Regions from separate parts of the Homo sapiens genome. Here regions 2, 3, 4 and 5 are each linked to region 1. Evidence: chromatin loops called from intact Hi-C (ENCODE). Cell type or tissue: HCT116. All regions are shown on one strand. Links, peaks and the distances in the headings refer to the core of each region. The heading gives the core; the rest is flanking DNA.

Region 1 (5,935 bases), core at 395-5,394:
TCAAGTGAAGCCAGGATGAGGACATACCCCCTGGGGTGTCCCAGGGTGTCCTCACTTCCCTGAGCCCTCTTAAGTGGAACACCGATTCAGCATCCCCACGCAAACCACTAAAATCCTTCTTTCTCAACAGAGTCTTGTGGGATTGGTGGGCCTGGGGAGGGTACCTTCCTGCTGTCCCATGGCCCTGGCACTTCCTTGCCCTGTGCTGGGGGCTGGGAGGGTGCCTGACCAGACCCTAAGAGGGTTGTTCCCAGCGGGATTCCTGGTACCACCCAAACTCGATGAAGCCACCTGTCAGAGCAGGGCCGGGGCCCCTGTGTGTTTATCAAGCCTCAGGTGATCCCAGAGGGCTCAAGAGTTTGAGGTCGGGGGCAGAGGGAGCTACAGGCAGGACCCAGCAGCCAATATCAACCTCCCCACAGCCCGCTGCTCCCATTTCTACATGAGGACACTGAGACTCCAGAGGTTGTGTGACTGACTGGTCCTAGGTCTCAGAGCTGGTAATTTGCCTCCTGGGATGCAGACACAAGCTTCCACCTGCGGGTGTCACCCCTCCTCAGGCCCCACCTCCCCTCCCATCCACGAAGTCCAAGGTAAGTCCAGGACTGGGCCCTGGGCACCAGCCTTGCCCTTGGCACTGATGGGGTTCAGGACATGGTACCCCAAAATACAGCACCTTGGCATTTGAGGAAACAGCAGAAACAGAAAGGTCGTTTTCACCTCCCACCCTCCCTTCTCCCCTGAAGCAGGACATAAAACCCTCATTCAGGTGTTAGTCTCCCTATACCCAGAAGAAACATCCTCACCTCTGAAGACACAGGGATAGAGGAGACTGTGAACACGCAGGCCTGGCTAAGTCCCTCCATCTATTACCGTTACATCAGACGTTTTTATCCAATCAAACTTTTCTAGGACTATCCACTTTTTTTATCAAACCAAGCATAAAAAACACAGGTTTGGCTGGGTGTGGTGGCTCACGCCTGTAATCCCAGCACTTTGGGAGGCCGAGGTGGGCGGATCACCTGAGGTCAGGAGTTCGAGACCAGCCTGACCAATATGATGAAACCCCATCTCTACTAAAAATACAAAAATTGGCCGGGCCTGGTGGCATGCGCCTGTAATCCCAGCTACCTGGGAGGCTGAGACAGGAGAAACGCTTGAACCCAGGAGGTGGAGGCTGCAGTGAGCCAAGATCCTGCCATTGCACTCCAGCCTGGGCAACAAGAGTGAAACTCTGTCTCAAAAACACACACACACACACACACACACAGGTTTACACATTTCTTTGGGTCTTCATTTCCTTATGAAGGCTCCTGCATCCGGTAAAAATTATATTAAATAAATGTGTATGTTATTCTCTTGTTATATGAGTCCCAGGCAGGAACCTAGGACGGTGAGGAAAAGCTCTTTCTCCTCCTATGGCATCCACACACCCAGGGCCTGCCACTCCTGCCCAGCCCAGGACCGTCACTATCTCAGTGACCAGTGGACAGGGCTCAGCAGGGCCACACGGATCAAGGTGGGCCCCAGCCAGGCAGAGACCAGGCCCCGCATCCTCCCACCCCCTGCACAACTTCGGTCCCCCAATCACCAGGGCAGGTATGAGTAAGGCCATTGCACAGTGGCAAAAACTGAGGCCCGCAAGGGCCCAAGGACCACCACTCAGATCCCTCCGGGCACAGCCCAGCCAGGAGCTCCGGGCAGAGTCCCGGGAGGCCCTGCCCACAGGGTCAGAGCGCCCCTGCCCCCGGCCCAACGGATGCGCCTGTCCAGGATCACCACCTGTCAAGCTCGCTGCAGCGCGGGAGGTGGGGTGGACCCTTCCCTGCCCCGGAGCCCACACCTCTGCACGGTGAACCGAGGCGCTCCGACGGGTGCGCGGACAGCACCTGGCACTGAGGAGGTGAACGTGACTCCCACACACGCGGGACTGAACCAGCGCCCCAGAGTCCCCAGAACACGCATGGGCCCGCGGGGCCGCAGCCCACGCCCGGGACAGCCGCCCGCAGTCTACGCAGGGAGGGGCCGCGGGGCTCTGGTTTCTGCAAGTTCTGAATTGTCTCCAAGGAGCATATTCCAACGTCAGAATAATAAACTTTTACAGAACTGTATTGCTCTGCAGCGCGCGGGGGGACTCGGCCCAGCGAAGAGCGAGCGCCCTACAGGCCTCGGCGGAGGAGGGCACGGTCCCCAGCGCGGCTCCTGGCCCCGCCCACGGCCCCGCCCCAGCTCCCGAGCCCCGGCCTCGCGCACGCGCATCTCGCGGGCTCGCAGGACGGCCGGGAAGCAACGCTTTGCGGGCAGCGCCCCCTGCCGTCCCAACGCGCGTGGGGCCCTATGGCTGCGAGCAGTTCCGGCCAAAAGCCCCAGGACCCGGACTTGGGGTTATTGACTTGCGCGTGGGCGCTGAGTCTTGGAGGGGAGGGGACAACTCGCCACACCCCCGTCCTCTCCCTGGAGCTCGAAGCCCCTTTCTGCTGAAATGGGGCCTCCTTTTCTCGGGAAACTGACTTTGGGGGAAACTAAGTCTCAAGGGGATCTTAAAACCCAAGACGGGGGAATGGGAACCTCACAGGACGTGGGGGCGCTTTTCTGGCCATCTCTATATAAAACCTGCCGGGGGCCTCAGACCCTGGCTCCTCTGTCAGTTCCCAAGACCCGTCGCGCGCCCACCTGAGCCCGGTGCCCACTGGATGGGGGCTCAGGCTCACCTGGTCAGTCCTCACCCCCACCTCCAGAGACCAGGCAGTCATGCCCTTCTAATATGGCGGAGGTCCCAAAAGATTATACCATATTTTTACTGTGCCTTTTCTGTGTTTAGCTATGCAAATACTTAGCATTGTGTCGTAGCAGGCTGTGCCATCTAGGTTGTGTAAGTACACGCCATGATGTTCACATAACGAGAAAATCGCCAAAGGACGCATTTCTCAGAACATACACCTGTTGTGAAACCACCCGTGACTGTTCTGTCCTAATTCAACCCCCTCATTCGATAAAGGACAGAGAGGCATTGAGTTGCCAGAGGTCATCCTGGTTGTCAGAGGCAAAAGCAAAACCGAAGCTCTGAGCCTCGCAGCAACCACCCACGCCACCGCCTCCCGTCATCATCAGGAGGCCTCCCCAGGTTTCTGTCCCAGGGAGCGCAGCCGGTGGACAAGTCCCTTCCGCTCTCTGAGCCTCCAGTAACATGAAAACACTGGCAGGAGACCCTCCATGATTCCAGGATTCCTAGAACACTGGCAGGACACCCTCACCCGGTGATCACTCCCAGGTCACCCCACTGAAAGCCGGCAGCTTTCTGTATGGTCTGCATCCATGTTTTTCTATTTCTCCCAGGAGTAATTACTCCATTTGTTCACAGGTACACGGCTTGGCACTCAGGGGCCATAAATTAAAGAGATGTTGTGATAAAAAGGAAGGCAGGAGAGAGTAGGGGCTGGTGGATCCCACTTGCCCTTCACTGCCGGTCTCAGAGACTGGCCTAGGAGAAAGCCACCAAGATCAAAGGCCCCCAGACCCTGCATCCCCATGGATGTGCAAGCCTGAGCTGTCGGTGGTCCTCCCGAACCCTGCCTTGAGCCATGCTTGGCTATTCCACACAAGGCTTATTTGCAGCAATCATCTGCTGGGCTCTTAAGTATTGTGATGCAAATTATAAAAGCCATTTTAGTTCAGATATCTCATTAACAATTTGAAGGGCTAGGCTGATGTATAGAGAAAAAATCTCATTTGCAAGTTAATCAAAATAAAGGCTGGGGAGCTAATAAACCTCCTCTGAGCCATTATACATGCATGGAACACTGGAGTGAGCCCTGAAATATATTTTAAAGTTTTTTTTCCTAAATGGACTAAGCTGCTTTTAGATATATATTATTCATTTTGATGCCTCCTGCTGGTATTTTAAGAATCCATCCCCCAAGTTCAAAACAAATTGAAATGCTTTTACAGGCCACAGGGGCCTCTTGGCCAAGCTCTTGAGACAAAGGGAGGAGCTGTTCTCAAAGCCCCCAGTCCCTGAGGCACCAGGACCACCTACTGGCTCCCTCAGAAGGTTTGTCCAGCCCATCCAAGGCTCTTGGGCATCACCACTATTTCAATGACCTAAAGCAAGCTTGTGTTTCTGAGCCTTGGTCTCCTCATCTGTAAATGGAAGTAATAATACCTGGAGTGAGACTTAAGGCATTTGAAATAGTGCCTGGCACAGACTGCTGAATAAATGCTATTTATTTGAACCACTGTCTATCCTCCGGGACCAGCCAAGTGGTACTCAATAAACATTTTTGAAATAAATGTACCTATTAAAAAGCCCGCTGATGCCAGGAATCGTGTGCCTTATTCACCAGTAGACGTCAGTGCCCCAGCATGGTTGGGTGAATGACACCCTGCCTCACACTCAATACCCACTTTGCAAGGACTGCACATTAGAATCCCCAGGAGCATTTAATATCCAGGTGCAAGGCCCCATCCAGGAGATGCTGATGTAATTGATTTGAGGTGAGGTCTGGCCATCAATATTATTTTTTTTTTTGAGACAGTGTTTCACTCTTATTGCCCAGCCCAGAGCGCAATGGCACAATCTCGGCTCACTGCAACCTCCGCCTCTTGAGTTCAGGTGATTCTCCTGCCTCAGCCTCCTGAGTAGCTGGGATTACAGGCGTGCACCACCACGCCCAGCTAATTTTTGCATTTTTAGTAGAAACTGGGTTTCACCATGGTGGTCAGGCTGGTCTTGAACTCCTGACCTCAGGTAATCTACCCACCCCGGCCTCCCAAAGTGCTTGGATTACAGCCATGAGCCACCACACCTGGCCGATACTAATTTTTTAAGCAAGCCAGGTGACTCTGAAGTGCAGCTGGCATTGAGCAGCACAGATCTAAACCTATAAATGTCCCCTATATGCCTCCCCCGACCTCTGTGGTGCTTCCCCATCACATACAGATGTGCTGCAGAGAGCATGCTGGGAACTTCACAGTCCTAGTGCTTGAAACGCATTGTCACTTTCACCTCTGTTATTCTGGGTACATCAGATGTCCTATCCCAACCTCAGTTTTCTTATATGTGCAGTAATTAATTTAGATGAGGTATTCTGGAAGGTCAGAATCCAAAGAACAAGTTATCATTAGGGGGTGTGGAGAGTGAAGGTGGTGACTATTTAAAGTGCAAAAATGTACCAAGATTATCATCTTTCTTTTGCACATATCTAAATGTGCATCTGGGCACCACATACTCTGTGAGTTCTCCTCTACTTTGAACCACTCCTCCCCGAAGAAGAAAAATAACTTTTTACCTGAAGAATGTGAGCCCCTTTAAATTATCAGGCCCAGAAAAGTATCTAAAATATAATGGCAGTCAGGTCTCACTCCCCCTTGAGCTAAATAATTACCTCTCGAAGCCCCTTGCCATGCAGCTCTAGACTAACTGAAGCCAAATGGCCACAAAAACGCCATACATCCTGTACTTCAACAATGAATAGCCAATCAGTAACTAATGCCAATTCTCTAGACCAATGAAAATTCCTAATAAATAAGTTTTATAATCACCCCTTCTCCTGATTTTTTTTTCTTTATAAATATTCTCCAGAGCACTCCCCAAGGCAAACTGATGATGTATCCTGGGCTGCAGTTCTCAAGCTTGGCCCAAATGAGAAGATTTTTCTCGGCCCCTTTGCCAGGCACGCAGCAGGAGGCACCCCATCTACTGGGCCTGCCAGGCCGCATCTGGCTTGCACTCCGGCGCAGATCCCACAGCAGCTGCTGCTGCATGCTCAGGCCCTGGTGGGAGGGGGTATGTGAGTGAGCAAGTGTGGGGTCCAGCCAGCCATTCCAAATGCTGGCACAGGGGTGGGCTCCATGCGGGGTTTGCAGCTGGACCAGGTGTGTCACTCCAAGGGGAATGCAGTGGTGCCCAGGCAGGGGTGCCCATGACCCTAAAGCC
Region 2 (5,935 bases), core at 170-5,169, 93 kb before region 1:
CGAGGGCATGGAGGGAAGACTGGGCAGGCCAGGAAAACGGGCCCTGCTCTCCTGGCAGTGAGAAGTTCTGGTGTTGAGAGGGAATGACTAGCGAGAGAAGCACCCCCGCCCCGCCACCTTAGGGTGCCCGAGTTAGCAAACACAAATACACGATGCCCAGTTACATTTGCATTCCAGAGAAGCAAATCCACTTAATATAAGTATGTCACATGCAACAGTTGGAATATACTTATACCAACAAAGCATTCACAGTTTACCTGCAACGTGCACGTGGCCAGGCCGTCTTCGTTTTATCTGGCAACCCCACCCCTCCACCCCCACTGCTCCCGCAACGCTGTTGGGAGTTCAGGGAAAGGTCTGGTGCCCAGACCCACTCCTCTTCCCATACTAGCTCCTAATGACAGAATCTAAACACACAGAAGGAGCCTAGCAGGGATCAAAGGTGGCTTTGTTCATGGTGTCATCAGATTGGAGGACATGGCGCAGATGTGGAGCTGACTGACCTGGGCACGTGGTGCCTCCTCCATCCCTGGTTGTGTGTAAATCCTTCAATATCTGAGTGTGTTTCTTTTCCTAAAACTCGGGCAATAATAATAAACCACCCCCTACCTTCCCCCGGAAAGAACTGCTGGGATCCCACATTACACGCAGACGTGCTCCATTGAAAGTAGAGTGCCCCCACGTCCTACCACATTTTAATTTATAATTTTAATAATAATAAAGGAAGAGGTTGAATTCATTGCATGACTCCAAGGCCTTCTGGCATTCTCAGCGGGCCTGGTTTTCTGTGTGTACAGAGTTAATGCCAACACTGCTCTGGAGGTGGTTAAAAAAAGAAAGACATCCCGCAGCAAATTTGATTTAGGTGTCTAATTCCATTTGAAATGACTTCAGCAATAAATAAACCCCTCTCTTTGATTTTTTTAAATCAGCACATTTCAGTGGCAAAGTGACATCTTGGAAGCAGCGGTCCTCTCCACCCTGCTTGGCTGGCACAGGTGGGCCCCCATGCAGGGACACCAAGTCTGGCCCGGCGCCCGGCCATCATGCCTCTGCAAGTACAGAGAATATCCACTGCCAAGCACTTAGATCCCTGGCTCAGCAGGGCAGTCAATCTCACCTGCACAGATCTGCCTCACCCTATTCACCTGTGGATCATGCAGGCGTCCAAGGTAGCTCTCAGTGTCCCATTTGTAAATCTATAGGGAGTGTCCTGTTGGACATTAATGAGTGACAGAGAGGCTTTGGGAGGCAGATAGGAGTCCGGGACTGGAATCTGGGCCATGGATCCTGCTCTTTGACCTAGAGCAGATGCCCAGGGGCACTTCCTGGGGCCCAGGAACACTACTGGGGCTCAAGGGCATGGCCAAGCATTCATCTCCAAAACCAGCCTGCTGTGGAGCCGCTTGTTAATCAGGAGATGCTGGTGAGTTCCTGAGCTCCCTGGAGTTCCACGTCCTCACCTGTGTAGTGGGGCTAGGAGAGGCGGCTCCACCTAAGGCTGTCTCCAGGACGTTCTTTCTCCATCTATCATCTACCCTCGTGTAGGGTGCGTAGCACAGCCTAATAACTGCAAGTGCAATGCAGCAAAGAGGAAGGGCTTCTAACCAGCAATTGGGGCAGCCTCAGGAGCTCAGAGAAGCTACACGTCTGTGCATGCACACACACACACGCTGACATCCACTGAGTCACAGACACACACAGACTCCCGTGCCCCGCGGGCAGAGCAGGCTGCCTGCTGCTTGGATGTGGCCACCGAGCGGGTGCATCCAGCTCCACCATCGACAGCTCACGTGGACTCTTGCTCTGTCCCTGTCACCGCACCACAGTGAGCTGCAGGGATCAGGTGAGGATTTCATCTTTCACCTTTCACAACACTTGATCATAAAACAAAGCTGAGCGTTTAACAGTTTAGGTTTCAGGCCTCTTCAAAATGTCCCTGGGTCAAATGGCTGCAGGGAAACAGGCCCTGCACTGCTAAGTGTCTGCTCCTGGAATGGGAAACAGCCCCTGGGCTGTCTCTTCACCTGGAAAAGTTCGCAAAGGCCCCTAGGCTGGCCCTTAAACACAACCAGCAACCAGAGGCCCCTCCCACCCTGGAGCTGATAAGGCCCCCACCACTAGGAACCACGGAAAGGCCACAGGAGCAGACACTGCTCTTTGACTCCCTGAGGTGACAGCCCCGAGTCCCCATCGTGGGCTCCACTCTCTAAAGCTGCCCCTGGGCCCACAGCAAGGCATCCCATGCCGGTTCCCAGTCAGCCCCTGTGGCCTATGGCCCCAACACCTCCCTGTAAGTCAGACACACAGGTTCCAAGGCCTGCCCAGGGCTCAGTCAGTGGGCATGGGGCAAGGCCCTGGCACGTGGAGGTTTAACAAGCTCCCAGGTCGCCCTTGACACCAGGTGGAGCCTGAGGGCTACATTTCTAATGAGGCCCAGGTGATGCTGAGCCGGCTGGGCTGTGGGCCACACTTTAATGGGCAACAGCTGCAAGCTGTAAGGAACATGCATCGCTCTTTGAAGAGGGACCTGGAGTGCATCCATCTGGCTAGATGGTTTGGGGAATGACGTGGACCTTGGTCACCACTGAGCTCCTCTACCCCCTCCCTGGATACCTTTAGCCAGCATCCCATGGGCCTCTCCACTCCAACAGGTACAAAGACAGCTAGAAATATGGGGGCACCCCCCGCCACCTTACCCCTGCATCTAGCCGGCCACCAAGTCCCAGGGCTCATCTGTTTGGGTAACTATTCCTGTATAAAAGATACTCCAAAACTTCACAGCATAAAACAGCTATTTTGTTGTATTCAAAGGTTGGATTCTGTAAGCCAAGAATCCAGGCGGGGCACCACAGAGACAGCCTGTTTCTGCTCCACAGTGTCTAGGCTCTCAGCTGAGAGGACTCAAGGACTGGGGTTTGGAATCATCTGGAGGCATCTTCCCTGACCTGTCTGACAGACGATGCTGTCAGCTGGAATCTCAGTGGGGACTGTCAGAACACAGCACATACACAGGCCTCTTTGTGTGGCCAGGGCTTCCTCCCAGCATGGCAGCCTCAGGGCAGTCAGATTTCTTTAGATGGATGTTCAGGCTCCAAGGGTAAAAGTCCGAAGAGAACCAGGACCTAGCCTCAGAAGTTATGTGCTGTCATTTCCACTGCCTCATGTCACCTAGGAAGTCAGCCCAAATCGAAAAGGAGGAGACATCAACACCACCTCTCCATGGGAAGAGTGTCAAAGAATTTGCAGACGTGTTTGGAAACCACCCACCCTCTCAGCGGTGTCTCCCACGCGCATGCTCTCCCTTTGCCTCCTGACCTCTGGCTTGGTTCAGGGCCTCCCTATCTCCCATCTGGGCCTTTGAACAAGCGCCTTGTTGGTATCCCTACCTCCAGCCCTGCACTGCAGGGCAACTCATCACCAACAGGGATGTCCATGACACAAGCAGGTCCAGTAGCTTCCTACTTGGACGCTTCCAGCCATTCACCGTAGAAGTAGGAAGCAGCCAAGCTGTCTGACTTGCAGCATTCATTTATCCTGACCCCTGCCTCTGCTCCAGCCAAATTGTACTCCAAATCTCCACTCTCCTTGCTCTTCTGCCTTTGCATGTGCTGGTTTCTCTACCTAGAGTGCTCCCTTTACCTCTGACAGGATCCTAGCAAACTCCTATTCATCCTCCAAAACCCAGCTCCAATGTCACATCCTCTGTGATGCCATCTTTAAACCACTCATGATTATAATAGAGGTGCAGACCAGTGGTTCCCATTCTTAGCTACACATTGGAATCACCGAGGGAACTTTAACACATACTGATGACTGGATGCCACCCCCAGACAATTCTGGTTTAGTGGACTGCATACAGCCTAAGCATGAGAAATTAAACTCTAAGAACCGCTGGTATTGGCCGGGTGTGGTGGCTCACGCCTGTAATCTCAGCACTTTGGGAGGCCGAAGCAGGCAGATCACTTGAGGTCGGGAGTTTGAGACCAGCCTGGCCAACATGGTGAAACCCCGTCTCTACTAAAAATACAAAAATTAGCCAGGCGTCATGGCTACGCCTGTAATCCCAGCTACTCGGGAGGCTGAGGCATGAGAATCTGGGAGGCGGAGGTTGCAGTGAGCAGAGATCATGCCACTGCCCTTCACCTGGGTAACAAAGCAAGACTCTGTCTCAAAAACAAAAACGACAATGACAACAACAAAAAAAAAAGAAAACAGCTGGTATAGAGCAATGGTTCACAGAGCCCAGCACAGAAAACCACCTGGGGATGTTTCAAAGCACCCCTTTTCCCCAGAGCCCCACTTCAAACTTATTAAATCAGAGTCTGCAGGCGTGAGGCCAAGACAATGGCATGGCCACTTTATGAAGTCTACCCAGATGATCCTAACATGCACACGGTGGGAGAAACGCAGGGGTAGAGTCAAGCTCTCATATTTTTATATGATATTATGGAGCATGACTCAAAGCCTCCATCTAATTTCTGGTTTAGGAAAGATCATCTTTATCCCAGAAGTGAACAAGGTCACAAATCTGTTGGGTTTTTATAGAATACATATCGCAAGCCACTTTCCAATTCTAAAACTAATAAATGAATGCAAAAGATGAATAATTTAAATATCAATTTCATGCACATCGTAGATGCTCAAAAAATATTCATTGACTCAATTAATCATCCAATCGATCAATATAATCCTAGTTCTACAGCTACCCAAAATACTTCTGCATCTCCCCCAGTAAACTATGAGTTCCTTGAGGGCAGGTATGGGGACCCCAGCCCCCATGCAAAGGACATTTGATGAATAAAAAAATGCCTTGATGTGCAAAGCAAATGACCCTGAAGGCTCATGGCTATCTCTGTATTTTCTAGGTGTGCAGTGGTTTTCTAGTTGAACAGAAAAATGCTAGTACGTAACGAATGAATCCATCCATTGTTGGAAGGATGATGATGTTACGATTATAGAAAAAATCCTTATTAGTCAGCTTGTCCAGGTTATTGTGCTTTTTTTTGGAGGCTTTTCAACTGAACATTAACCCAGAGGCTCATGGCCAGCTCCCAGCCACACATGGACCGGCATGTCACAGCTCCCAGCCACACATGGACTGGCATGTCACAGCTCCCAGCCACACATGGACCGGCATGTCAGGTGCCCAGTGCTGCTCTGTGCACTGCCACCCAAGAGGCATGCCTCAGCCTTGCCTGAGCAGCCCTCACAGGGCACATGGCCTCTGCCCAGTGACCAGTGGAGGGTGGAAGGTGGAACCATGGCCTATGCATCACCCCTGTCTCGTGATCTCAGCTGCTTTGGCCTCTTGGTTGCAAGAGCTACAGCTCAGTGATAAAGAACAAGGGCTCTGGGGTCAGACAGGCTAGGGGTCTAGAGCCTGGTCCACCACTAGCTGTGTGACTAGGGCAAATCACTGCACCTCTCTGAGCCCCAATGAAGATGATGTCAACAACAGTACCTTCCCTGAAAGTCATTATGAGATGAAAATTAAATGATGCCTGTGGAGTCTGAATGCCAGGCCTGGCACAGAAAAAGGGCTCAGGATGTGGCAGGTGATGGCGCAGAGATCGAGCCGCAGGACCCTGGGCTGCGACTTAGTGACTGTGCCACTCAGAGCAAGTCACTTACGTTGTTAAGCCGGGTTTTTGCATCTGTGGAACAGAACCAATAACAGAGCCCATCATAAGATCACTGATGAGCCAGTGCTGAGAAGGACCAATCACGGTGTTCGCCATAGCTGTTATTATCACCTTTGCAGGATCAGGGTTGATAATGGCTGCCATTTATTATTAATATAATCCCCAGAAACTGACTCTTCTCCCAGCAGGGGTGCGGTCATGGTTCATGTGCTGACAACATTCTAGAGACTTGGAAACAGTTTTCTTCCCACCAGCACCAGCCCTGCCAGAACCTGCTGCAACTGTTTTTG
Region 3 (5,935 bases), core at 113-5,112, 240 kb before region 1:
GTGCAAAGGACCTGAGGTTAAGTTCAGGGACAGCTGAGAGGCAAGCAGAGCCCAGCCCACCAAGGTGCCTAAAGAGCCTAAAGAGCCAGGCCTTTGTCCTGACAGGGCTGGGGAGCCAGGGAAGGCTCCGGGCAGAGGCGTGACCAGCTCGCAGTCCCGCTTGACATCAACATGCTCTCCATAATGAAATTGAATGAAAACCTATAATGCAAAAAGCATGCTGAGCCCTGACTTCCGGCTGGGCTATTTGGGCACAAGAAAGACCCAGGTCCAGAATCAACCTACGGGCTAGGTGCAGAAACTGCCAACCCAGAGGGAAGCCCCCAAGCCGAGGCAGCTGGGCCTTGAAAGCCAGCACCTCTGAGCAGCCCCCAGACACATCAGTAGCCCCGGTGCGTCTAGAGGATCCCTGTCCCCAGGCGTGGAAGGGGCCACTCACCTGGGAACCACAATGACAGCAGCAGCAACAGCAGCCACACGAACCAGTCTCAAGTCAACCGCCCAAAGGGGCCATGTGCCATGTAGAACTCCACATGTGACAGTGGAGAAATACAACAAGGTCACGAGTGCCTCCAAGCACCTGTCATCGTCCAACTAGGAAAGCGAACCCTTTGTTCATGCAGCTCAGAAATCAAATTTCTGGAAGAGATGCAAATGAGAGAGACCAAGAGAGGGCAAGGAGGCTTTCCTTCACTGGCAGGCAGCGGGAGGGAAGGTAGGAGAGAGGAGGCTAGCCTCATGCTGGGGACAGGCAGCAGCTAGGAGACTGTCACAGAGAGGGGACTCGCACATGAAGAGAAATGCTCAGATGGGAATTTGGGGGAGCTCTACTGTGTCCTGTTGGATTAAGAGACCCCTGCACACATTGTCTTCCACCTGTCTGGGGTCTAACTTGTGTTCTCCTCGGGCCAGTGTATAGACACTGGGCTCAAGGGGGCCCAGGGAGACTGCAGTTATGGGTGCATTTTCCCATTCTATCCTCACAATGAGCCTGTGAAAAGGTGTCATTATCAACCCCACCCCACGCTGGGACAGAGGCTCAGGGAGGCTGGAAAATGGCAGAGGCTCCCCAGCTAGCACAGAAGACCCTGATGGAAACGGGCTGACTCTGGCAGCTAGGCTTACTGAGCAGATAGATAAATGCCCCATCTGTGCAGCTTTGGAGATGAGGGCACCGCCAGGGACTCTGGGTGATCGTGTCTTAGCCAGAGGGAGAGCTCTTAGAAAGGCTGGTACAGGATGGGCAGCACAGGTGATGACGACCACCAAGACAGGGCGAGGCTTTCCCTCTCAGGAAACCAGATCTTCAGAGCTACCCTGCACCACTGCCCCGGGAGCTTCCATCCCTGGACTCAGGGGACGATGAGATGGCCACTTGGTGAAGCCGAAGTCGTCTTTATGGAGCAGGTTGGAACCATCTCCCATGGCAGTCCCAGAGCCAAGGAAACCAGAACCAGGCAAGAAAGAGGCCAGGCCCTGCTCCTGGCTTCCGCTGGGCGGTGGGGGTCCTGGGTGACCTTTCCCTGCCCCACAGGCAGCCCCTTTTCTTCTGCGAGTGGCTGGCAGACTTTGATTTGGGGAAACTGCCTCTGCATAGCCCCTGTCTTGGCGGGACTGTCAGCCAAGGCGTGGTAAGTTGGCCCGAGCCAGGCCGCTGGGAAGCTTTCTCCCTTGCTTTGGGAGCCTAGGCAGAGTTCCTGCAATGCCATCCTCTGAGGGTTTCCTTGGAGCTCCTCCCAGCACAGTCCTGTCTGCTGACTCAGTCCAGAGCTCCGCTGTTTGCTTAAGGCAGCCTGCGGGCCCTGCCCTGCGGCATCGGAGGCCCCCGGTGAGACCACGGGGCACAGCGCCCCTCCAGTCTGCCCCTCCCACTCTTCTTGTCACCGGGGAGCAAGGGGGTCCCTCGCAGGGCCTCTCAGCCCAGACGAGAAAAAGGGCAGAGGAAGCAGAGGGTCGCAGAAGAGAGAGGTGACAGGAGGAAACGCGGGGCGGGTGGCTGCCACGTTTAGTGTCCACCTGGAGTGGGGCCAGCACAGCTTGGGTGTTGCCTCGATCTCTGCGAGATCAGCGTCATTATCCCCAGAGACGGGCATCCAAGCCCCTGTCTAGTCCAAGGCGGAGCCACATTCAAACCCAGTTCAGCCCCTGCACTGCCCACTCTCCCTGAGTCCCCGACACCCACAGAAAGCCCCTGACGTAAATTCAACTCAGCACAGGGCAGTTCAGCTCTGCACCCATGCACCAGCCCCGCGGAGGGCCGGCCCCTGGGCTGGGCACTGAGGTACCGAGTTAGCACCAGGGCACCACCCTTGTGGCCAGGGAGAGGGGCCAGCAATGCCTGCCCTTCCCATTCGTGCCATAGGATCCCCTCAGCTCATCCTCCCAGCAGCCTGTGAGGGCAGAATTACTGGCTCCATTCGAAGCTTAGGGCCTCAGAGTAATCCGCCCACGGTCCCCCAGCGGGGAGATGGCAGTGCCAGGATTTAACTCCACAGGTGTCCTGTTGCCACCCCCTCCTTCCCAGAACAAAACAGATAACACCAGGTGTACCCAACCCCGGGGAACTGTGCTAAGTGTTGTGGTTCTGAGGAGGAAATGACTCAGCAGTCAGGAAGTCTTCCTGGATGAGAAGGCAGTGACCGAGCGGGGAGAATCTCAGCAGCTTCACACAGCCAGGCGGGACACCCCAGCAGAGGAAGGAGAGGCTGGGGAAGAGCAGAGCAGCTGGTGGCCCTGAGTGTGGTGGGAGCCAGAGGGGGGAAACGGTGCTCGTGCCCAGGGCAAGGGAAATAAGAAAGGGGGAGGGAGAGGCAGCACCGAGGGCCTGCGGGCGCTGGGCTGGAAGCACGTCAGCAGGGGGGCCACAAAGGGTGTGGTGGGAGAGGACTGGCCCGTGCTGTGGGAAGTGCTCACACGCACTCACACCCAGTCACACACACACTCATACATACACACAGGCGCGCACACACACACTCATATACATACACCTATACATACACACAGGGACAGGCGCACACACACCCACTCACACATAGGCACAGGCACACACACACACACCTCTACACACAGGCACACTCACCTTTACTCGCACACACTTATACATATGCACAGCCACACTCACACACACACACTTACACACAGGCACACACACATACATACACCTATACATACAGGCACTCACACCCACTCACACACACACATACACACAGGCACAGGCACTCACACCCACTCACACATACAGGCACAGGCACACACATGCACTTACACACAGGTACACTCACCCTCACGCACATGTATACATACTTACACACAAGCACACTCACACACTTATACACACAGCCACACTCACACCCCTCTACATACACACAGGCATACTCGCCCTTACACACACTTATACATACACACAGGCCCACTCTCTCACACACACTCATGTATACACACAGGCACACCCTCACAGACATACTCATAGGCCCACTCACACACACTCATATATACGCACAGGCACTCACACCCACTCTTACACTCATACAGGCACACACACACACCTCTACACACAGGCACACTCACCCTCACTCACACACACTTATACATACGCATAGGTCCACTCACACACACACACACACATAAGCACAGGCACACACACATACAGACACACACAGACACGCTCACACCCACAAACACCTCTACATACACACAGGCACACTCACACCCTCATTCACACATAAATACACATATGCGGACAGCACTTATACATCCTTACACACAGGCACACTCACACATACACCCTTACACACAGGCACACTCACACTTACATGTAGGCTCACCTACACATATATACTCACAGGCATAACCCCCACACACACATGCAGCCACCCCTCCCCCCACACACACATGCACACTCACCCCCACACTCACACATGCATGCACATTCACCCCCCCACACACGCATGCCCACACTCACACACATGCATGCACACTCACCCTCATGCTCACACACACTCGCACACTCACCCTCATGCTCACACACCCTCGCACACTCACCCCACTCACACACTCGCACACTCACCCCACTCACACATGCACACTCACCCCACTCACACACATGCACACTCACCCCACACACATGCACACTCACCCCCCACACTCACATGCACATTCACCCCATGCTCACATGCATGCACACTCACCCCCACGCTCACACACAAAAACACCTCCACACTCACAAACATGCATGCACACTCACCCACACACATGCACACTCACCCACATGCTCACATACATGCACTCACCCCCACACTCACATACACACTCACCCCCCACTCACCCCATGCTCACATACATTCACACTTACCCCCATGCTCACACATGCATGCACACTCACCCCCACATTCACACATGCATGCACACTCACCCCCACACTCACTCACCTCCATGCTCACACACATGTACACTCACCCCCACACATGCATGCACACTCACCTTCACACACACGCATGCACACCCCTGCACTCACACACACCCATGCTCACACATGCACACTCATCCCCATGCTCACACACATGCATGCACTCACCCCACACATGCATGCACTTACCCCCATGCTCACACACGCATGCACACTCACCCCCATGCTCACACACATGCACACTCACCCCCACACTCACATACATGCTCACCCCCATGCTCACATATGCACACTTACCCCCACACTCACAATGCATGCACACTCACCCCCACTCACAATGCCTGCACTCACCCCCACACACATGCATGTACACTCACCCCCACTTTCACACACATGCATGCACACTCACCCCCACACTCACACACATGAATGCACACTCACCCCCACGCTCACACACATGCACGCTCACCCCCACACTCACACACATGCATGCACACTTGTACACTCACCCCACTCACACACATGCATATACACTCACCTCTTGCTCACACACACATGCATGCACACACACACCCCCATGCGTACACACACATGCACTCACCCCCACGCTCACATACATATGCATGCATACCCCCCATGCTCTCACACACACATGCACACTCACTTCCACGGTCACACACACGCATGATCATATGCATCCACACATCCACATATGATGTCCTCATGCACAGTGGCAAGGAGTCTTTCTCCCAGAGCAACCCTTGTTGGGGGCCTGCACCAACACCACTGTTACAGCCTGGAATGGTGTCCAGAGACCCCCACCAGGGCCCATCCCCCGAGCAGCCAGGCCACTGCCCGGAAGGCCAGCCGCAGGTCAGCCCTGTGGAATGCAGAGCTCTCAGACCTACGCGGTCACTTGGCCATGACCAGTGTCTGGCTCTTTGCCTCTCTTTGTTCTCTTCTTAGGTTTTAACTTTCCAGAGTGATCCTAAAGGGCCAGTTACTCTGCTTTTAGGGGGCCTGGGTGGTCAGGAGGCAGATCAGAAGAGGAAGGCAAGCGTGCAGGTGCCCCGCTGGCCCTGCGAGGGCACAGCTCTGGTGCTGCCCTCATGCCTGGGGTGGGTGGGCACCTCAGGAAGCCCGGGAATCCAGCGGCCAGGCCTGGCATCCTCACCCCCAGCCCTGTCACCTTTGCCCCAGTTTTCTCGCCTCCAACTTGGACGTTTTAGAGCAGCTGAGTTTCATCTCAGGGAAGCCCTGCTCCCTTGGCACAAGCCTCGTTTGTTTCCTGCGGGATTTTTGATATGGGTTAGAAACCAAACTTCCTACTCAGCAGTGTGAAAGCCTTGATGGCCGGAGTAGACGTCTGGTCAACAATTTTATTTCCGTATGAGAAGAAAAAGCTGGAGCCAGGATTTAAATCCCTCGGTCCCTGGGTATCAGCTCTGTGGGACCAATTCACAGACTCCCGGAGGGTTTAGCCGATCCAAGCTGCAGGGGGTTCGGCTGGAGCCCCCTTTATTAAAAAGT
Region 4 (5,935 bases), core at 733-5,732, 130 kb before region 1:
TCATTCAGGATAATAAAGTGCAAATGTATTGCTGGGGAAGCTGGGGGCTCTGTAGGATGTGACCTCTTTGGCTTCTGATGCTCTACTCTGGGGCCTGATCGCTGGGGGCTCCTCCCTTCTCTGACCCTGTGATGGGTTGAATTGTGTCCCCCAGAAAGATACGCTGAAGTCATAACCCTTAGTACCTTGTTTGGAAATGGGGTCACTGCAGATGTAATTAGTGAAGTGAAGATGAGGTTGTACCAGAGTAGGGTGGATCCCAAATCCAATATGACTGTTGTCCTTATAAGAAGAGGGGCTTGAACACATACAGAGACAGGGAGAACTCCCTGTGACCGTGGAGGTAGAGATTTCAGCTGTGGGCCGGGAGCATCAGTCACCTTGGGGAGCTGGAGAGAAGCAAGCAGCGGTTCTACCTAGGGTCTCAGAAGCGCTCAGTTCTGCAGACCGGGGCATGTTTCAAGCCACCCAGTTTATGGTGCTTTGTTGCAGCTGCCATTGGAAACTAATTCAGGGCCCAAGCCCTAAAGCCTAATTCCACCCCCAACCTTTCTCCACACCCTGTGGGGGCGGAACCATGGTAGGCCTGAGAATCCACCTGGAGGAGGGGTCAGTTGCCCTGGGGAGTTGCCATCAGAAATTGCAGAGGCTGAGCAAGGCCTGGTGTGTGCCGTACAGAAGTGGGTGGGCATGAGGAAGGACGAGGTGGGCACTATCTCCTGGCAGGCCCCTGACCTGGGGAGGGGCTCAGGGAGGGTGGAATCAGGTGAGCAGAGAAAGGCTGACATCTTCTCCAGCTGTGGACTCTGAAATGACTGGGACTAGAACAGAATCAAGCCTCCTCTAGACTTTTCGTGAAAACCTTGGAGTCTCTGCCAACAGAAAGGGGGAAAAAGAGCCCCAAACACACCTACTTCCCATTTCTCCATTACAGTGGAGGTAGAGACTGCCTATATTATCATATATTTGACCAATTACAGTTTTGGGATCAGACAGGACACTGGGGTCAAATATAATTAACATATATTATAACAAATATGTGTTAATTGTAACATAACAAATATATGTTAATTACATTTGACCCCAGTGTCCAGGCTTGACCCCAAAACTGTAATTGCCCCCATCCCTGACCCCAGCCAAGCTCATGCTGTACTCAACTCTATTTTCTCATCCGGCCATAGCCACGCACCTCTGAGTCCAGAGACTTCCAGTTATTTCTACTTTTCCAGCAGGAGGAGGGACAAAAACAACTTGGATCTGAAAAGCAGAGGGGGAATTAAGAAAGTATCTCAGCCCCGGGCAGCTTTTTTTTTTTTAACCACTAACTGGGCAATGAATAATTTATAGCCAAGAATGTTTGTGGGGGCATAAAATGTTGACAAGTCAAGAAAAACCTCTTAGCAGCCTAACGGGCAATCCATCTTTAAGAAACAGGTTTCAAATGCACAGCTCTTGAAGAGGCTGGTTGAGGTTGTTTTCTCTCTCTCTTTTTTTTCTCTTTTATCTATATGGACATTGGTGAGTGCTGAAATATGCCTCACTTCAGCACGAACTTGGGCTGAATGATATCCCAGGCAAGAATTAAATCATCGCTTCTTACAGCAAGAAATAAACACCCAAGCGAGGGAGACCCTTGGCGCATGCGGTGGAGGGGAGCTGGTGAGCCTGGCAGTGTTTGATGGGGCCTTTGTATTCCAGGCAGGATTCAAAGCTCAAGCTCAGCCTCACCGGAGCAAGCGGGTGACTCGGCCCAAAAGAACATTCCTCAGGGAAGCTCCAGGTGAATCCTCTGTGATTGCACGACTGAGACCTTCTTGTCCTTCAGATGTGGGCATCATCGTTAATATGCCCGGGTCCAGGAACCAGGATGGCATTGCAAGGTCTTCATGCCAACAGTGGCTGGGGTGATGCCTATGATGCCAAGTGCCCTGATAACTACAAGGCCAAGCTCATAACAAGCACCTGCCGTGTTCCAGGGCTAAGTTCCTTACAAAGAACCTCTCCTTTCGTCTTCGTGTCTGCTCTCTGGCTGGTGCTAGTTAGACTGCCCATGTTGTGGCTTCCTTCTCTGCTTCAGGAGGGCCCCTGAGAAATGGGAGCTCAGGGAGGACCTGTAACTCTGTTAAAGGAAAGAGGTGGTAGAAGCTGGCTCCGAACCTGTGTTATTCCCTTATGCTTAACCACCTTGCAACGGCCATCTCCTATGGTTGCTGACTTAGTTTTGGAGGCTGAGTTTTCCAGAAAGCAGCAGATATTGGGGTGTGCCTCCTCGTAGTCTCATTCCCTCAATACACCCCCTCCTACTCTGAGCTTCAGATGACCAAGGTTATAGTTGTACATGGAGACCCAAGTCTAGACCAAAGCTAAGCTAAGCATATCTAGGAATAGGACAGGTGAGGCTGGTGCCATTAATCAGAACTGTATTTGTTATCTGCTGCTGTGTAACAAATGGCCCCCAAACTTAGCAGCTTTAAAACAACAAATGTTTATTGCCACACAGTTTCTGCAGGTCAGGAATCCAGACACATCTCAGCTGTGTGTTCTGGCTCAGGGTCTCTTACAAGGCTGGCATCATGGTGCCTGCTGGAGCGTCTGTCATTTCAAGGTTCAGTTGGGGGAGGATCCACTTCCAAGCTCAGCCACATGGTTGTTGGCCAGTGCAGCTCTGCACCAGATGTGGGACTGAGGTCCTTAGGTCCTCACTGGCTATCAGCAGGAGGCCTCCCTCAATTCTTAGCCACATGGGCCTCTCCATAGAGCAGCTTATAACATGGCAGCCAGTTTCCCTCAGAGCAAGGGAGACAAGAGAGCAAGAGAGTGAGAAAGGTAGAAGCCAGAGGCTTTGCTGTGCAGTCTCAGAGTGACATCCCATCACGGCACACACTCAAGGGGAGGGGGTACACAGGGGCAGGAACACCAGCAGGTGGCACCCATGGGCAGCAACTGCACTTGTAATCTAGCATTATGTAAGAAAGTACATAACAAAGCTTCCCACAATAAGCACTTCACATCTCTCACAGTTTCTGTGGTCAGGAATTCAGGAGCAGTGTGAGTGGGAAGTTGTGTCTTAGGGTCTCTCACAGGACTGCAGTCAGAGGTCAGCAAGGGCTCCAGTCCTCTGAAAGCCTGTCTGAGGCTGAAGGACCCACTTCTGGGTGGTGCACTCACGTGGCTGTTGGCAGGAGGCCTCAGTTCCTCTCCACGTGTGCCTCTCCTCGGGGCTGCTTGAGCATCCTCACAGTATGGTGCCTGGCTTGCCCAGTGTGCAGTCCAGGAGACCACGGCAGAAGCTGCAATGCCTTCTGTGATGCGGCCTTGGAAGTTGTCCCACGCCATCACTTCTCTAGTATTCTACTGGTCCTGCCCCATCACTTCCACAGTTTTCTACTGGTTACATAGGCCAGCCCTGTTCAGTGTGGAAGAGGACACCACAAGGGCATGAATACCTGGAGGTAGAATCATCACGGAAGCCATCTTGGAGATCAATTCCCACATCAACTAAGCAATCCCACCATGGGTTGGAATCACAGGGTGCTGGAGCCGAGCAAAGAGGATACTGGACCCCAAGCCCATGCACACCACACTCTCTGCAGTCCCCAGAGTGTGACAGCCGTCTGGGGCCCTTGTCTTTACGATGTTCCCTCTGCTTGGCAGGCTCTTCTCCCACAGTGGGCTCCTACTCAACCTCCAAAGTCCAATTCAAATGTTACCTCCTCTAGTCCTCACCCTATCCCCTCACACCACCCCACTCACAACATGGATGTCTCCCTCCACAGGCCCCTGTGCAGTTTTTGCATGCCCTTATTATCAGCCTTATCTCAGAATCTATCTGCTTATCCCATGTGTCTGAGGCTCCACATGGCCAGGGACCTTGAGCTACCTGTGTCACCTGAGCACCTGGCCAGGGTCTGCCCATGGTAGGTGCATGGACACTATAAGATTGAGCCAAGTCAGTCTCAGTGAGTTTCAGGGCTGGGCTGAGACCAGAGTGAAGGTCCCAGCTTCCTGAGCCCTTTCCTGCAGTTGCAGTGGGACCTTTCAGCACATGTCTGGGGTGAGAGCCTTCCCAGAGTCCGCCATCAGGCCTTAGCCCGTGGGTCCTCACACATGACACCAGGAAGGAGCCTCAGCCCTGGCTGGGGACATCCCTGAGCTGCCAGTCCAGCTCCAAGAGTTGAGCATCTCCATCAACTCTTCATCCACAGATTCAGTACATGTCCCCAGATTCCTGCCTGGCTTTCTCCCTGCAGCTGGGCCCATTGTAGACAGTTCCCCCAACACTCCACTAAAGCTTGGTGTGGGCTGTGATCCATGGAAGGTCCTCACAGGTGCAGGCAGGGGGAGGCAAAGTGCCCAGAACGGGGCTGAATGTGATTGCTGGGCATATCTCACACTGAAGGAGTTTCGGCTGCCAAATAGTGCCTCACTGCTCCAAGGACGGCACGGCCTTTCCCATGCACAGGTGTTCTAAAGGGTGCACCAGTTAACTGAGTGTGCATCAGTTACCTGAGCAGTGCTGTCACCTGGACTCCTTCAGCCCTGCCTCCTCCCCTCCTTCACTCCAATGGAGAGGGGCCTTTTAGCCCTATACCATGGCAAAGTGAGTCTGGAGGGGTCCACTCACATTCGCAATGGGACAATGGCTTGTCTGGAAGCTGCTCCTGTCCAAAGAACAAAAGGTGACAGAGCTCGGACACAAGGGTGCCCACAAGCAGGACAAGAGTAGCCCAAGGGGCAATGGCAAGATAGAGCCAGAACAGGGAAGGAGGAGGAGCTAGAGAGGGAGAAAGAAGGCAAAGGGCCGGACCTGAGGGGTCTCCGAAGCCTGCCCAGTAGCCACTGGCATTGGCAACAGTACTTGGGCTCTGGTGTGTTTTCCATCAGTGGCAGCTTTGGCACTGGTCTCTTTCCAAACACCCTTCCACATCTTTTCAGTACATATCAGGACATATCACATATTATGTGACTTGAGGTCCCTGTATTAGTTTGTTTTCGCACTACTATAAAGAACTGACCAAGACTGGGTAATTTAGAAAGGAAAGAGGTTAAATTGACTCACAGTTCCGCATGGCTGGGGAAGCCTCAGGAAACTTACAATCATGGTGGAAGGCACCTCTTCACAGGGCAGCAGGAGAGAGAATGAGTGCCGAATGCAGAGGGAAGACCCTCATAAAACCATCAGATCTCATGAGAACTCACTCACTAGCACAAGAAAAGCACAGGGGAAACTGCCCCCATGATCCAGTTACCTCCACCTGGTCCTGCCTTTGCCACCTGGGAATTATTACAATTCAAGGTGAGATTTCGGTGGGGACAGACAGCCAAACCATAGCAGCTCCCAAGCCCCAGAAGTCTGGAGTTCAGTAGATCGGTGGGGACTGGCATTTTTGTTTTAATCTCCCTCCAGTCATTCTGATGCAGCCCAGCTTTAAAAGTCCTTACATTGATGGTAAAGCAATTGTCCAGCCCCAATTTTCTGACACAATCCCTATTTCCTAGAGCTTAGGAATGAAGGTAATTTGTATTAAAATGTGAATCATTCTGTTTTCCACCTATTAAGTCCTTGCATGTAAATTCATTTCTATATTTTAGAAATCTGTTGACCAGTCTTATCCTCCAGTTTGGAATTTTGCAAAGTTCCATTACTGTACACTTGATTGTTGAAAAGAAGATAGAGAAGGACCTCTTCAGAAGAATTTCTGAAATGAACCATTCTTATGGCCTCTTCCAAATGAATTTGCACTCATCCGATTCATTTATTGCTCTAACTTCCTTCCTGCATAATGGCTTTCAGAGTCTAAGGAACAAGCTGGAGAATTAGGCCTGAAAATCCAATCCTTTATTAGCTCCGGTGGCCTGAGTCTGGAGGCTCAACAATGTCTTGCTGGTCCTGGTCACATCTCAAGATTTATTACGGTCTTTCCCTCTCAGCAAA
Region 5 (5,935 bases), core at 231-5,230, 810 kb before region 1:
TTCTTTCCCTGCTTCTCATGTTTAATCTTCACTACAAATCAGTAAAGATGGGTTCTGCCATCACCCATCTCACAGAGAGTCCAAGGGTAAGCAACTTGCTCAAGTGCTGAGGTCACATGGCTGTCCTCCATCTGCACAGGTGTGAGGAGAAGGAATTTCTGTGTCTTATTTCCACAGTGAAAAGGAACCAGAGCCAGTAGGAAGGGTTTTGGATGCTGGTAGATAAAAGTGACCAAGAATTGCATAGCTCCTCCAGGGTTTTCTGGATTCTACAAAACCGTAATCTTGACCCCTGCGCATAGAAACCAGGATATAGACATTTTTTCTGGCGGTCTTTCCTCCTTTCCCTCCTGTATGTAGAAGGATGGGGAGGGAGCTCCTTAAATGGGACTCTAAATCATTCTCCATCCCAACTTCTCTAGAATGTGACCTATATCAGAAGTCCTCTCCACCTCCCTGACCCTCTCCCTGCTCAGTGGCCCTTTACTCCCCGAGGATGCACACATCCAGGACTTTCTCACCTTACAAGAAATTCTTCCTGGGCCAGGGCTCCATTGATTACCCCCTTGCCTTCCTCCTCTCCTCTCACAGCTATCTCAATTTCACATTCGAGTAGATTTGCCTTTCCAACTTCCTCCCATTGCCCCAGCAGGCTGGCTCCCGTCCTGTGCTCCTTACTGTGGCTGCCCCCTCCAGCTGCCCAGGCACCCAATCCAGAAGCCGGGGAGTCAGCCTTGACCTCCTTCCTCTACGTCCTCAACCCAGCCTTCACCAGGTCCTGCTGATCCTATGCCCTATGCAGTTCTCAATCCACTCATGTGCTTCTCTGCTCATGGCAGCTTCCTAGCCAAGTCTTCTTTCTCCATTTCTCCCTAGCATGGCCTCCTTTCTGCATTTTTCAATGTCCCCCTCAGTGACAACTCCATGCCTCTTCTCCCCTACCTGCCCCTCCAGCCTCACCTGGGCCACTTCCTCCTTCTTGAACTTCCTTCTCCAAGGAGCCCATGTTTTCTTCAGTTTCTCATGAAGACTTTTCCATCACTGGCTTCTCTCCAAGTCTCTCCATTTAGAGAGCATCCATCCTCTCATCCCAAACACACACACAGACAGGCACACATGCACACACACAGGCACATATGCACACACACATGCCACACTATATCTACATGGTGTATATGTATTCGATCACTCTCCTTCTCTCTCTCTGTAACACTTCTTCACTCTCAGCTCCTAGACTCACTTCTCTTCCTTCCCTCCACCCCCATGTGACCTTATGACCCCTCCCCTCTGCCCCTTCTCTGGACTTCTGTCAGGACACACATCTGACCTGTAATTGTCTATGTGTCTGCCTCCCCTGCACAGCTGTACTCTCCTTGACATGGAGAATGCTGTCTTATTCATCACCTTTGGACCTGGCTCATCACAGGCATTTAGGGGAGGTTTGCATGTTTACAGAATTGAATGTCAAGAGCAGGACTTGGTGCCATGATGACACCTGCTCCCTCCACCTCTTCTTGGGAGCTTGGAGGACAGAAAGCCCCACTCATCCACTGAGCCTTCCTCTGTTCCCCAAACTGAACACAGTATCTTCTTTAATCTCACAGCACTTTGAGAGGTAAATACCATTCTAAGCCCCATTTTACAGAGAAGGAAACTGAGGCTTAGGAGGTTAAATTAATTGTGCAAGAAAAATGAGCATTTCCGTTTTAATTTTATTCTGTATGACTCTACAGTTCTGTTTTTTCCTGTGTGCTCTACCAGAGCAGCTGAGGAAAAAGTGGAAAAGAAAAACAAAGTGACAGCTCAGCTAATGATATGTTGACAAAGTGGTTTGTGGTTGTGCCTGTGCACGTGTGTGTCCATATATGCGTGTGTGCAGGTGTGTGTGCACGTGCCTGCATGCGTGTGCATATGTACATATGTGTGTGCATGTGTGTGTGCGTGTGAGTGAGGCATGCTCAGGCACACCCCCGCCCTGGAGCACATGCGTCTCTCTTTCTGCGTGATACTCAGCAGTTTGTGAACTACCTTTGGAGCCCGTAAAGTGGAGATGAGCCCCATGCATGTCACTGAACTCAGAACATGGGGAGCCTGGGTTACAGATCCACAGAATAACCAAGACCAGCGTGGCAGGGGCCTCCAGGGGCCGAAACCTCCAGGTGAGTGCCTCAGTGAGAATCCAGTCCCAGGAACACATTCACTCTCTGAAACACTGCTCTGGTCTGAGCCCCCTCTGCTTCCAGGGGCCTGACCTTACCTGACCATGCATGAGAGTCAGAGGCCAAGGCACAGTTGCCCTCCTCTTTTTCAGGGTCTCTGTCTTCAGTTCTGAAAGTCCCTAGTCAAAGCCTGCAGGGTTTCTGCTGCCAGCCAATGACCACTCGGGGGAGCCCGTGAGCCATCAACCACAGATGTTGCCTGGCCAGAAGGGATCTGTAACTAAGAAGAAACTTGGCAGCAGGGGAAGAAACGAGGTGCCTTAGTAGGTACCGGTTTGAGCTTTTCTCATGTCCCACAGCAGCTAAGAATTTGTCACTACTGTTGTGGCTTCTAAAAGAGCCACCTGTGTCCTTGACCTTGGATATGGCAGAGCTGGGAAGGACATACTAGCTCACTAGGACAGGGGTGGCCAACTTAAGCAGGTACAGCCTGGCTCTGCCATGGAATTGCTGTGTGACCCTGAGTAAGCCACTTGCCTTCTCTGGGCCCTAGTCTGCTGCTCTCAGGATTCTTGGGTAGAAGTGACAGAACTATGACTAAGTGAAGCCACTGGGCAGCTCATGGAATTCAGAGGAGGGGCAGAGAATTGATGAAACAAGAAACAAGGGGGCTGTCACCCCAGGGCCCAGCAAGATCACCTGGCACTTGTTGGCCTGCGGGGCCACCTCTCTCCCTCCTACCTGCACTGACTACTCCCAGCTCTGCTGAAGGACTCTGGCACCCCTCTGCCACCCTAGATTAACCTGGCTGTCTCTGCATCTGTGTGCCCTTTCTGCACGGTAGGTTCCTGCCCTGCATGGAGGCTACCTGGCCAACAACCCACCTACCCAAGGATGGAAAAGGATGGAAAAGGAGATTTTGGCGCTCTTTATGTCCACAGTGCAGAAAGGGACCAGCCCCCAAGTGGAACGGGTTTTGGAGACTGGTGGCTAAAAGTGACAGATGTTTGCCACACTTCTTATTTGTATATCAAGATCTGATTGTTAAATTGTTTACTGTTGCGCTTTAAACTAACAATGGCAGCAGCAACAGCAATCTCAAATGCAGGTATAGCACACACCACGCACGTGCAGGGCATCATTCAAATAGCTTATGTGTATCAACCCGTTTAATCCCCGCACAGACTCCACGAAATAGATTCTATTATATCCCCCCTTTATAGGTGAGAAAATTGAGGCATGGAGAGTTTAAATGCCTGGCTTAAGTTCACACAGTTGGTAAGAGGTAGAGTGGGAATTTGAACCCTGGGAGCCTGGTCCTCTCAAGCCTGTGTTATGCTGCCATGTCGGACATTAAATTTCAGCATCTTCAATAACACTTGATATCCAGGGAATGAACCAAACAGCACGCACGCACATCAGCTTGGAGTTTCTCTGCTTTTCTAAACCTTTCTTCTCTTTACGGTTTAACGACAAAACCACTTTTCTGTCTGTAGAGTTCATCCTTACAGGAAAACTTTCTTGTTTTTGCTGAACAGGAGAGAAGTCAGTAAATGCTATAGAAAGCACAGCCTGTGTCGGGAATGGAGATGAAATATTTCTTTGTTAGACATGCCATCAAAAAGTCCCGAAGTTGAGGAAGAACGCAGGTTTATTTTCAAATAAATGCTCACTTGGACTTTGTGCCAAACTTGCGGCGTCGGAAGGGTGGGAAAGCGGTGTCGCTCTGCAGGACCCAGACCGCCAGGGGGCAGGCCATGCCTCCACCAGACTGCGGCGAGTTTTGACTCCGGAGGACTCTCCAAGTCGGGTTTTTCCAGAGCAGGCTATTTGCAAAGCAGCCAGGAGGTGTGGCTCCGGGGACTTGAGTTGTATTTTTATCTGCTGCTCACTTCCAGCAATCTGGCACACATTTCTCTTTGGCACACAAAGGAAGTGCCTGCCGCCTGCAAAGCATGAATCACTTTTTGGGAGAGGTGGTCTAGCTCTCCCTTTGGGTGGACTCAAGCCCCAAATGTAATTGCCAACATGATCCCCCACAGAGGAGTTTATTTCTGTCCTCCTCCCCCGTTCTCCAGGGGTGGCTCCGTTTTTGCCTCTGGGCAGAGTGGGATGCTCCTGTCCTGTTCTTCAACATGGCCACGGAGCCTGGAAGTCAGGCGGAGCCGGCTCCTGTGGAGGGTGCATTCCCTCCGGCAGAGGTCAGCTCAGCAGAACACCTGAATGTGCTTCACACGGCCAGATCGAGCCCCCGAGGCCCTCCCATTTGGGGAAGAAGGAAGGGGGACTCTCCCTTTGGCCACACAGCCCAGATAAGCAGGGCATGGTCCCAGAATTCGAGGTGAGAGGCTGTGGGTGTCTCCAGGGGCGCGCCAGGCAGCCTTCTGCTCTGTCCTGGGCCATTCCAGCCCCTGGGTCCCATACAGAATCTGACTCCCCAAGGAGCAGGGTCTCATTCAGAGGCAGCAGCCCGTCTCCCACAGGCTTCGCTCCTTCCGAGGCCCAGTTCCTGGTGGAGGAGACCTCCCAGTCACCAGCGACTCAGGTCCCGCTCAGGACGAGGGCACAGCAGAGGGCGCCTTCGACAAATGTGAGTGTGGCTGATTCTCATGGAGTCTGCTTTGGTCTCACCCATACCCTTGGCTTCATGTCACCCTGTGGAAACGTCACCTCCTCCAGGAAGCCTGCTCTGACTCCCTCGCTTCTTTTGCCCCTCCTTTATCATAGCACTCTGTCTACACACTCAACGGTGGAGATCTGATCACAAGCCTCCCGCACTAACACTGTTTCTTGAGGTTAGCCACCAAGTATGAGTCCTCCAGAGTCCCAAGACCTGGCTGAAACCCAGAATAAATGCCCTGGAATCAGAATTGAATTAGGGGATGAGAGCTGTGTGCCCTCCACCCCACAGTGACAGCTGTACCCTTACACACACAGGCATATGCGCCTCTCCATGTGTTTTTATCCTACATAAATAGGATTACATGGTGTGTGTTATTCCACGACTTGCAACAGCCTCCTAGCCCCTGCCCCTGCCTCCAGCCTCAGCCCAGCAAACCCATCTCCATGGGACAGGGAGAGTGAGCTTCCTCATCTGACCCCAGCAGGATTCTGTTCAAATCCCTCCCAAGGCTCCTGCCTTGTTCCTGTTTGCAACCCAATCCCCATTCTCCCCTCACTCCCTAGTCTGCCACAAGGGAGTCTGCCATGCCCTTAGCACCTGCTGACCCTTCCCTTCATCACTCCAGGAGCTCCAACTCTTCCTCCAGTGTCACCTTCTTTGTGAAGCCTCCCCAGATTCCCCCAGAACCAGCTGCAAGCAGGAGCTTCCAGGATATGCCTATGTGGGAAGCAGCTGAGATGCCCCAGGACTTTTGAGCCTCCTGGCCTGAATAGAGAGGCTGCCTTCTTCCTGCACAGAGTTTGGAAAAAGCTAAGATTCCCAGGCAACCTTCACCCTGCTGCAGAAATACCACAGAGCCTGCCGCATTATATAGCCAGAAAAGAGAAGAGACCCTGATTCACAGGCCCAAACGCTGGCAGTGCATTTAGCATCTGACAAGAGCTAGATGACCTGCTGGGGGACTCTAGGCCCTGGGAAACAACAGGAAGCAGAGTCTGCCCCTTTGCAAAGCCTCATCTGTGTATTAACCCATTGGGTCATCTGAGAAGGCAGGGCAGAGACAATGAAGAGAGGGAAGCCCAGAGAAGTTGAGTGACTGCCCCAGGCCCCACAGCAGTGAGTGGCAGGGTAGATTCCTCATCACCCTGACCTC

The links. A loop is a pair of places that touch in the nucleus more often than their neighbours do. Peaks named below come from ENCODE experiments on the same cell type or tissue, not always from the same donor. Only the 100,000 strongest peaks of a DNase experiment are listed, where the experiment ranks them.
Region 2: a loop joins it to region 1, with 16 times the contacts of the local background. A loop is called at or near these places in 5 of 110 quality-filtered maps.
Region 3: a loop joins it to region 1, with 3 times the contacts of the local background. A loop is called at or near these places in 9 of 110 quality-filtered maps.
Region 4: it touches region 1 in a loop (4-fold over the local background); 23 of 110 quality-filtered maps call a loop at or near these places.
Region 5: it touches region 1 in a loop (6-fold over the local background); 55 of 110 quality-filtered maps call a loop at or near these places.

The regions. Positions count from the first base shown.
Region 1 is chr10:124,387,101-124,393,035 of GRCh38, forward strand. No RefSeq gene overlaps it. Among named protein-coding and RNA genes, the nearest start is that of OAT, 29 kb to the right of the region's middle. RefSeq lists a silencer at 2,117-2,406. In HCT116, for the core only: CTCF peaks have their summits at 610 and 2,345 (motif pointing left); DNase peaks (open chromatin) are centred at 537 and 2,281; H3K4me3 peaks cover 820 bases; H3K27ac peaks cover 580 bases.
Region 2 is chr10:124,293,920-124,299,854 of GRCh38, forward strand. No RefSeq gene overlaps it. Among named protein-coding and RNA genes, the nearest start is that of OAT, 120 kb to the right of the region's middle. In HCT116, for the core only: a CTCF peak has its summit at 2,343; no DNase peak of the experiment used is centred there.
Region 3 is chr10:124,150,620-124,156,554 of GRCh38, forward strand. It overlaps a transcript of LOC105378536 not described here. Among named protein-coding and RNA genes, the nearest start is that of CHST15, 60 kb to the left of the region's middle. RefSeq lists a silencer at 2,716-2,975. In HCT116, for the core only: no CTCF peak of the experiment used is centred there; DNase peaks (open chromatin) are centred at 1,752, 2,092, 2,572 and 3,162; H3K4me3 peaks cover 2,324 bases; H3K27ac peaks cover 3,673 bases.
Region 4 is chr10:124,256,454-124,262,388 of GRCh38, forward strand. No RefSeq gene overlaps it. Among named protein-coding and RNA genes, the nearest start is that of OAT, 160 kb to the right of the region's middle. In HCT116, for the core only: a CTCF peak has its summit at 2,893 (motif pointing right); a DNase peak (open chromatin) is centred at 2,915.
Region 5 is chr10:123,579,931-123,585,865 of GRCh38, forward strand. No RefSeq gene overlaps it. Among named protein-coding and RNA genes, the nearest start is that of GPR26, 83 kb to the right of the region's middle. In HCT116, for the core only: CTCF peaks have their summits at 2,382 (motif pointing right) and 3,910 (motif pointing right); DNase peaks (open chromatin) are centred at 2,411 and 3,931; H3K27me3 peaks cover 3,434 bases.